Regions from separate parts of the Homo sapiens genome. Here region 2 is linked to region 1. Evidence: chromatin contacts called from ENCODE Hi-C data. All regions are on one chromosome and are shown on one strand. The core of a region is the stretch at or near the end of the contact, and the rest is flanking DNA. Distances in the headings are between cores, read along the strand shown. Region 1 holds the start of SGMS1-AS1 (SGMS1 antisense RNA 1). Region 2 holds the start of TFAM (transcription factor A, mitochondrial).

What was found. A loop is a pair of places that touch in the nucleus more often than their neighbours do. Pooled maps may share reads with other maps.
Region 2: a map of CD4-positive, alpha-beta memory T cell shows a loop between it and region 1 (33-fold over the local background). The contact joins the promoter of TFAM here to the promoter of SGMS1-AS1 in region 1. A Hi-C loop is called at or near these places in 2 of 168 maps with a recorded cell type or tissue (CD4-positive, alpha-beta memory T cell and naive thymus-derived CD4-positive, alpha-beta T cell) and 7 of 50 pooled maps.

Annotation. Positions count from the first base shown.
Region 1 is chr10:50,623,395-50,627,077 of GRCh38, reverse strand. It overlaps SGMS1-AS1 (SGMS1 antisense RNA 1), which reads right to left and starts at 2,127. Exons shown (of 4, transcript NR_126411.1): 1 at 1,887-2,127; 2 at 273-408. It overlaps SGMS1 (sphingomyelin synthase 1), which reads left to right and starts at 3,122. Exons shown (of 11, transcript NM_147156.4): 1 at 3,122-3,371. RefSeq lists silencers at 1,955-2,584, 2,709-2,866, 2,915-3,174, 3,435-3,683 and an enhancer at 2,725-3,253.
Region 2 is chr10:58,384,160-58,387,842 of GRCh38, reverse strand. TFAM (transcription factor A, mitochondrial) reads right to left here and starts at 2,433. Exons shown (of 7, transcript NM_003201.3): 1 at 2,195-2,433; 2 at 1,505-1,623. The coding sequence starts at 2,295. RefSeq lists enhancers at 2,033-2,689, 2,883-2,982 and a silencer at 2,373-2,752.

The DNA.
Region 1 (3,683 bases), core at 878-3,377:
TTGGAGGTGATTCACTTTTGTTTCCTAGTTGTCTTGACAGCAACGTAATTCATGATATTCTGAGTACTTGAGAATCCAAAAATTTTACAATCCAACAATATGATGTTTATTAAAATTTTCCTAAGAAATACACTGGTAAGCAAGGCACAGTGGCTCATGCTTGTAATCTCAGCACTTTGGGAAGCGGAGGCCTGTGGATTACTTGAGCTCAGGGGTTCAAGGCCAGTTTGGGCAACATGATGAAACAGCCTCGGCCAAAAATAAAAAATTACCTGGGCATGGTGGCTTGCACCTGTGGTCTCAGATACTCAGGAGGCTGAGGGTGGAGGATCACTGGAGCCCTGTAAGTCAAGGCTGCAGGGAGCTGTGATGGTGCCACTGCACTCCAGCCTGGGTGACAGAGTGACTCTGAAGAAAAAGAAAGGGCACTGATAAAAATTCTTTAGGATTGGATGGACTAAAGAGGGAGAACTATTTTTATTCAATTTTTTTTTTTGGTTACAAATAATAGTGACTTAAGGACCATAACTAAATATAATTTCAAGGAGGGGCAACTCTTAGTGTCTCTTATAACCACTTCACACAGAATTTACTTTTACTGCTATGGTGATTTCTCTTTAGATTTCTTTCTGTATTTATTTACGCTTTTATTTTTTATGTATGGTGTATATATCTATGACTTTTTCTCTCTGATTTTATGAAACTGAAATTAAAGTGGAAATACTTCTATGCCCTGCTTTTTTCCATGTGCTATATATATATCATCCTAAAATTACACATGGAAAAAAATTTAAAAGGATTTTATTATGAAACATTTCAAACATATAGAAAATTTGAAAAAAAAAATTATGCCAGTACCTTAGACACACGATTTACATTCAAGAAGTATTAATATTTTGAAAAATTTAGTTATCTTTCATGTGGGGGTGGGGTGCATTTTAAAGTACATCAAAGACCAGATGCTTACTTGGACCTTTGTTTCAGGAAGTCCAGAGCTTACAGCATATTCTGGATAGCACTGGAGAGAAACCAACACGGGAGAGAAAGCAGCCAGCAGTTTTCTGGCACTCCCTTAGTTTGAAAAAATTTACATCACAAGAAAGCAAGCCTTCCTTTCACCTTTTAGGTGCAAACTGATAAACATAACCAGTAGGGCTACTATACTTCACAGAGCCTTGCTCCCAGTAGATACTCAAAACATGCAGTTGAACTGAATTTCAGTTGTTATTTTAAAGCCGTGCTTGAAAAGCGTATGTGACAAATGTACTTTCCTAATCTTCCTGAGAAGAGCAGTACTGTGTCTTACGGGCGAAAAAACCAGAGGAGCCAGGAGTGGAGGGTGCAATAAAACGCCTGCATTGGGGCAGATTGCCTCATTTTGAATCCCTGACTCCTCACTGTGCTTTGGGGAAAACTATGGAAATTTTCACTGCCTAGCTTATTAAAATGGACTGCTTAGCTGAAATATAGAGGCGTCCATGACAACTACCCGGAGGGCTTTGTTAATCATATTGCAGGACTCCACCCGCAGTTTCTGGTTCTGTAGGTCTAGGTGGGGCCGAAAACGTGCATTTCTAACAAATTCTAGGGTGATAGTGACGCGGCAGGTCCCGAGACAACAGGAAACCCAAGGGACTCGAGGCAGGCGCTCAATAAATATTCACTATGAACCTCAGCACCATCGAAGCGGCCCACCAGCAGGGGCCGCGGGGTATGCGCTGCAGGGAAGAGCACGGCCTCTGTCCAATGTCCCTGCCGGTACATCACTCCTCTGCAGGGACTAGGTTAGAACCGGGAGGCAGCCAGAGCAGCGCTCTCGCTGGATAACGGAAGAGGACTCCCTCGCCAACTTCCGCCTCTGGGGAAAAGCGGGGACCCTCCGCCACCTGAGTTCTGTTGTCTCGATTTCGCCGCAGTTTGCTTCTGGCCCGGGCGAGAACCTGTCCTCTGGGCAAGCCAGGGGTCGGTACAGGACTCCTATACCCCAAGGCGAGGCGGAGGCAGGTGCCGAGCGGTGGCCAGAGTCCGGCGCCCAAAGCCCGATGGGAGGGCGTGGCGGGGGAGGACGGTCCCGCCAGCTCCCAGGTCGGTTCCGAGCGCCCGCGGCCCGATGGCCGGGCGGAAGATGGCTGCCCGGAGCGCCGCGGACAGTCACGTGGTACGCCGGGCCCGTAGCCGCGCCCCTTCCCCCGCTCGCCAAGTCCCCGACCCCGCGGGAGGCACGGCCTCGGGCTGCCTGTAGGCCACCGAGGTGCGGCGCGGGCCGGCCAGGGACGGCGGGCATCGGGGCGGGAAGGCCAGCTCTCCCCGCTGTCCATCCTAACTTGGGCGCTGGGGCTTCGCTCGGGGAGCAGAGGAAAACCTTCCTTCAGGCGACTTGCACCACGTGGGGCTACTGGGCATGCGCGGGCTCCGACCCCGGCCTAGCCGCTCTCCGGGTTTTCGCCGCAGCTCGGAGGGGCGGCGGAAGGTGGGCCCCAGGCGGGGCGGGGCGGCTCTGACGCAGTCGGAGTTTTCACCTCGCGCGGTTAGAGCTCTTGCGCCTCCGTCGCGCTCCCAGGCGTCGCCAGAGGCTTTTTTTTTCTGTTGTGGGAGAAAGATGAGAGTCTATGGTTAGAGGTTTGAAAATGGGCCGAATAGTCAGGTCGGCCGTTTCCTAGGAATGATCCATTGGGCATTAATCCCAAGTGTCGCAGCCCTTGGGCTTGGTGGGAAAAAGAATCCAGTAGTAGTTCGCAAACTCGTGCCTGGCTTCCAGCAGGCTGAGTTTGCGTTCCCTGCTTTGTGACCAGCTCTAGCGGCTCCCGTCTCCGGCCCTGCCCCAAGGGATTTACCGTCCCAGATTGTAAAATCTGGCTCCCGCTAGGCCTTACTTAGTGGGCCCCTAAAAACGCTGGGGAAAGCGCCCGCCTCCTCAGTTTCCCATTACTTGAAAGTAAAATTCAAGGGGCCCAAACTGCGACTGTCCCTTGGTTCGGGGTCCCGCTCGGTCCCGGGAGGAGCCCCCCGCGGACCCCGCCCGGCCGGCCCGCCCCCCCGGCCGCAGTGAACACCCGGAGGAGCGGAGTCGCGTCGCGCGGGAAGCCGGGCCGGCTCGGGCAGCGGACTGGGCATGCTCGGCAGCCCGGGAGGCTCGCGGTGGCAAGTCGAAAGCGTTCGCACCAGCGGGGCAGCGGCTGCGGGCGGCAGGCGGCGGGCAGGTCGGGAGTGAGAAGGACCGGCCTGGGCTGACTGCTCTCCCCTCGCGCCTAGGGAGCCGGTCGGAGAGCGCGATTGGGGTGCGGAGCCCCGACGCTGCCCTGCCCCGGATTTCATTCCGCGGCGGGGGCTCCGCGAGCGGAATTCCGGCGGCTGCCGTGACTCCAGTGCAAGTGAGTCGTGGGGCAGGGACAGACAGCCGGCCTCACGGTTGCGGGGGCCGATCGGACACCTGTCTCGCGGGCCCGGCCTTATGCCGGGGAGCAGCGGGCGGGCTGCTCTGGGGCGAGGGGGCGTGAGCGCAGCCCGCGCGGTGCCGCGCGCGTACCTGGCGGGCAGTCCTCCAGAGCTGCTGCTCCCGTGGGTGGTCACAGCGGGGAGGTCCGGCGGCCGGGATCCGGGCTCGGAGGGGGCGGGCCGCCGGCGGGGCTCCCCGGCTAAGTTGGGGCGGGGAGGAAGGAGGAGGCGTCAGTGGGCACCTTTTC
Region 2 (3,683 bases), core at 1,184-3,683, 7.8 Mb before region 1:
TTCTCCTGCCTCAGCCTCCCGAGTAGCTGGGACTACAGGTAGGCGCCATCATGTCCAGCTAATGTTAGTATTTTTTGTAGAGACGGGGTTTCGCTATGCTGCCCAGGCTGGCCTCAAACTCCTGAGTTCAAGCAATCCATCTGCCTCAGTCTCCCAAAGTGCTGGGATTACAGGCGCGAGCCACCACACCAGGCTGATTACTAGTTTAAGAAGCTGGATGATCAATTGCTTCAAGTTTTTTACTTCCCTTCCATATTTCAAGCAAAACACTTTTTCAAGTCTTTGAGGAATTCCTAAATTTATAAAAGCTAACAACAAAATACATTCTCGATCCATATAACACAGCCTCGTATTTCAATAACAGAAATATCATTTGGAAACAAGCTATTCGAAATTCAATCTGTTATTCTCCACTTCCTTCTTCATCTTAACCGGAATGATGGCGTGCAATTAATTGATTTTTAAAAATACCTGTTAGTACTAACTCTTACATTTAAAAGATGTGGGTACTTAAGCATGTCTCTGAAACTAACTCCTTACCTATAATGTGAGCTTTTTTTTAAAATTATTATTGTTTTTTGAGACAGGGTCTCGCTCTGTCACCCAGGCTGGAGTGCAGTGGAGCAGTCATGGCTCACTGCAGCCTCAACTTCCTGGGATCCAGTGATCCTCTCACCACAGCCTCCCAAGTAGCTGGGACTACAGGCACTGCGCCCCCATGCCCACCTCATTTTTGTATTTTTGGTAGAGACAGGATTTCCATGTTTCCCAGGCTGTTCTCGAACTCCTGGGCTCAAGCAATCCACCCATCTCGACCTCCCGAAGTGCTGGGATTACAGGTGTGAACCACCTCACCCAGCCTGATGTGAGCATTTTTTATTCTCGCCGAGAGGCTTTCTAGAGAGTCAACAAACATCCTACCTGGAAATGTTTTTTTTTTAGGAACCCAAGACAAGAAAGGATTTATCCTTTACAACCCACCATCCCCTTGGCAAGGTCGAGGTCTGAATCAAAGAACCAGAGTGGCTCTGAACTCCTATGATGAAAAGGTTTATCCTTTCTTATCTTGAAAGCTCTTGAAATTAGCAGTAAATTGCATAGAACTTTACAGTTCTACAGAACTTACAGTTTATGGATGCTTCCACAGAAGTTGCAACTTTATTAACAATTCCCTGAGCCAGAAAAAGGAGGAGCTAGGCAAGAGAAAATAATTCATCAGTGGTCCTCTAGACCAAAGGCAACAAGGCCCCAAATTCAGCTTTTTTATCCTCTTCCTAGGGTGCTTTCTACACTATACGTTATTTTTAAAATACCATTTACTAGTTCTCATTTATATTTAAAGCATTTCCATTTGGTATAAAATAGAACTTCCTATTTTACAGACATCAAATGATTGTTCCTGCAGTCACTGAATGCTTTAGCACTGCAATTCAACATTGGTATTTAACTGCTTAATGGCATTTTTATTACATGAGAAAAGGGTATATGCCCCAAAACTCCTTACCTGGGTTCTGAGCTTTAAATATGGGTAGTTGTTCTTTAGAAAATCGAAGGTAAGAACTTACAGGTTTCTTTGGACAACTTGCCAAGACAGATGAAAACCACCTCGGTAAATACACAAAACTACATATAAACAAAAAGAAAATAACCAGTGTCAGATGTTTAACTGTCAATATTCACATGTATATGAACACAGATCCCAAATAAGAAATGTCATCAAGATACTATGTATCCAACGCCTTCAACAAGAATGCTAGAGACTTATTAAAACCCTGTCCTAAACGGAGGGGAGCGTCTGCAGGACTGAAGTCTCAAAGCCCTTACCTCCTAGGAAGGGCAGGGAGTGAAGGAAAGCGTCTATACTCCAGCTCCTGGGCCCCGCCTCCTCAATGCCTAGATGATGGCCGGAGACTCGGCGCGAATTCGCAGAGGAGGCGGAAAGGATCCAAAGCTGGACAGTGAGGAGGGATGGGAGAAGCGAGTGGAGGGTAGCAAGAAGGTACGGCGTATTAAGAGAGTAAATAAAGGCCTGGTCTCAAGGCCACCGTCCCCTTGGCAAGGTCGCGGTCTGAATCAAAGAACCAGGGTGACTCTGAACTCCTAGGAGGGGCAGAAAGTGAAGGATAGGGTCTACATTCCAACCCCGGGACGTCCTGGGCCCTGCTGCCCCTAGGGCACAGGCAAGCGGGCCTACCTGAAGGGGGAGCGCAGTCGACTTCCACAGCCGGTGCACAGCTCTGCTCCAGACCTTCCCAGGGCACTCAGCACGCCCCACATGCTTCGGAGAAACGCCATCGCTCCGGTGGATGAGGCAGTGACCCGACCCCAATCTCGGAGAGCCTCCTGGCAATACACAACTCCAGCAATCACAACTGGAACCCGCGTGCGACCCTCCGGCGTGTGTTATCATGCCCGCCACTAGCGAGGCACTATGGGAAATCTGCTAACATCCGGTCGGTAGATGGGGGCGGGGCGGGGCGGAATTGGCGCAGGCGCGGGAGAGCGTACCCCGGTGGGCGGCCTTGCGGGGGAGGAATAAGAGCCGCGGAGATGAAGGGAAACCGCAATCCTCTAGCCTGCGGAGGGCTCTGGCTTCGAGGCGGCGCTGTTGAGCCACCTCTGTCCCCGGCCGCCCGGAGCAGTGGGTTCCTCTGCCGGGCCAGGAGGGTGATGGAGGGACCGCGGCGGCGGCCTCACCCCAACCCGGCGTTGGCCGGTGTCCGCCCGTGACGGTCACAAGGGCTGTACGTAACAGACAGTCCTGCATCCAGGACCCCGAGGTCCGATCGGCGGCTGCTGCGCGCCCAGCGGAGCGTCTCAGTTCAAGCCAGGGCTGGAGCTCGGAGTTCAGAAATAGTAACGGGAGAGGCGGGGATTCGCAAACCTAAAAATGCAGATTCCAAGGCCTTACCGCAGAGCTTAATTCCGTGTGTCTATGTGGGGCCCATTAATCTTCATTTTAGCGAGTTCCCCAGAATTTAACAAGTTCTAATGTCGGTGGTCTTGAGACCACATTTAAAGCAATATAGCTTTAGACTGTTTATTCTACCATCTACTGCAGTCTTTCAGTCTGGCCTCCAGCTTGCTTAATTTGAGCAGAGGAAACTGGCTAGTTGTCCACAGTCGCTAGTCTCAATTCTTCTAGTTCCAGTATTAACATTAACGTCTTGACTTGGGAATATTGCATTCCCTCGTTAAGATTCAGTTTCCCCCTCTGCAAACGAGGATGTTAGACTAAATCAGTTTTCCCAGCCAAAGCCCTGAGAACGTGTGACAAGTATGCCTTGAGACATTGATGTGTCAAAAATTGCTGTATAATTTTTTTATTTGTGTTATAGAAATACCATTTTCTGTATAGGCAATGGCATGAAAAAGATTAGGAAGACCTAAAGATACCTAAGGGTCCTTCCAGCCCTTAAATACCAGTTGTTTCAGAGCTAACCACCTTCTGAGACAGCCTTTCTTCTGTTGGATAGCCGTAATTGTTAGAAAATTCTTACCAGTGTCATATTGAGCTGACAGTCTATTTACCTTTCTGTAACTATGAAAACATTGGCTCTCTGGAAGTAGGACTAAGCCTACTTCTTCTTTTAAGCGGTAATAACCACTTCCCTTTTATAGACTCCCAGGGTTGAAAGGGACCTTCCAAGTCATCTGTTCAAACCTCCCATTCTGGCATGGAA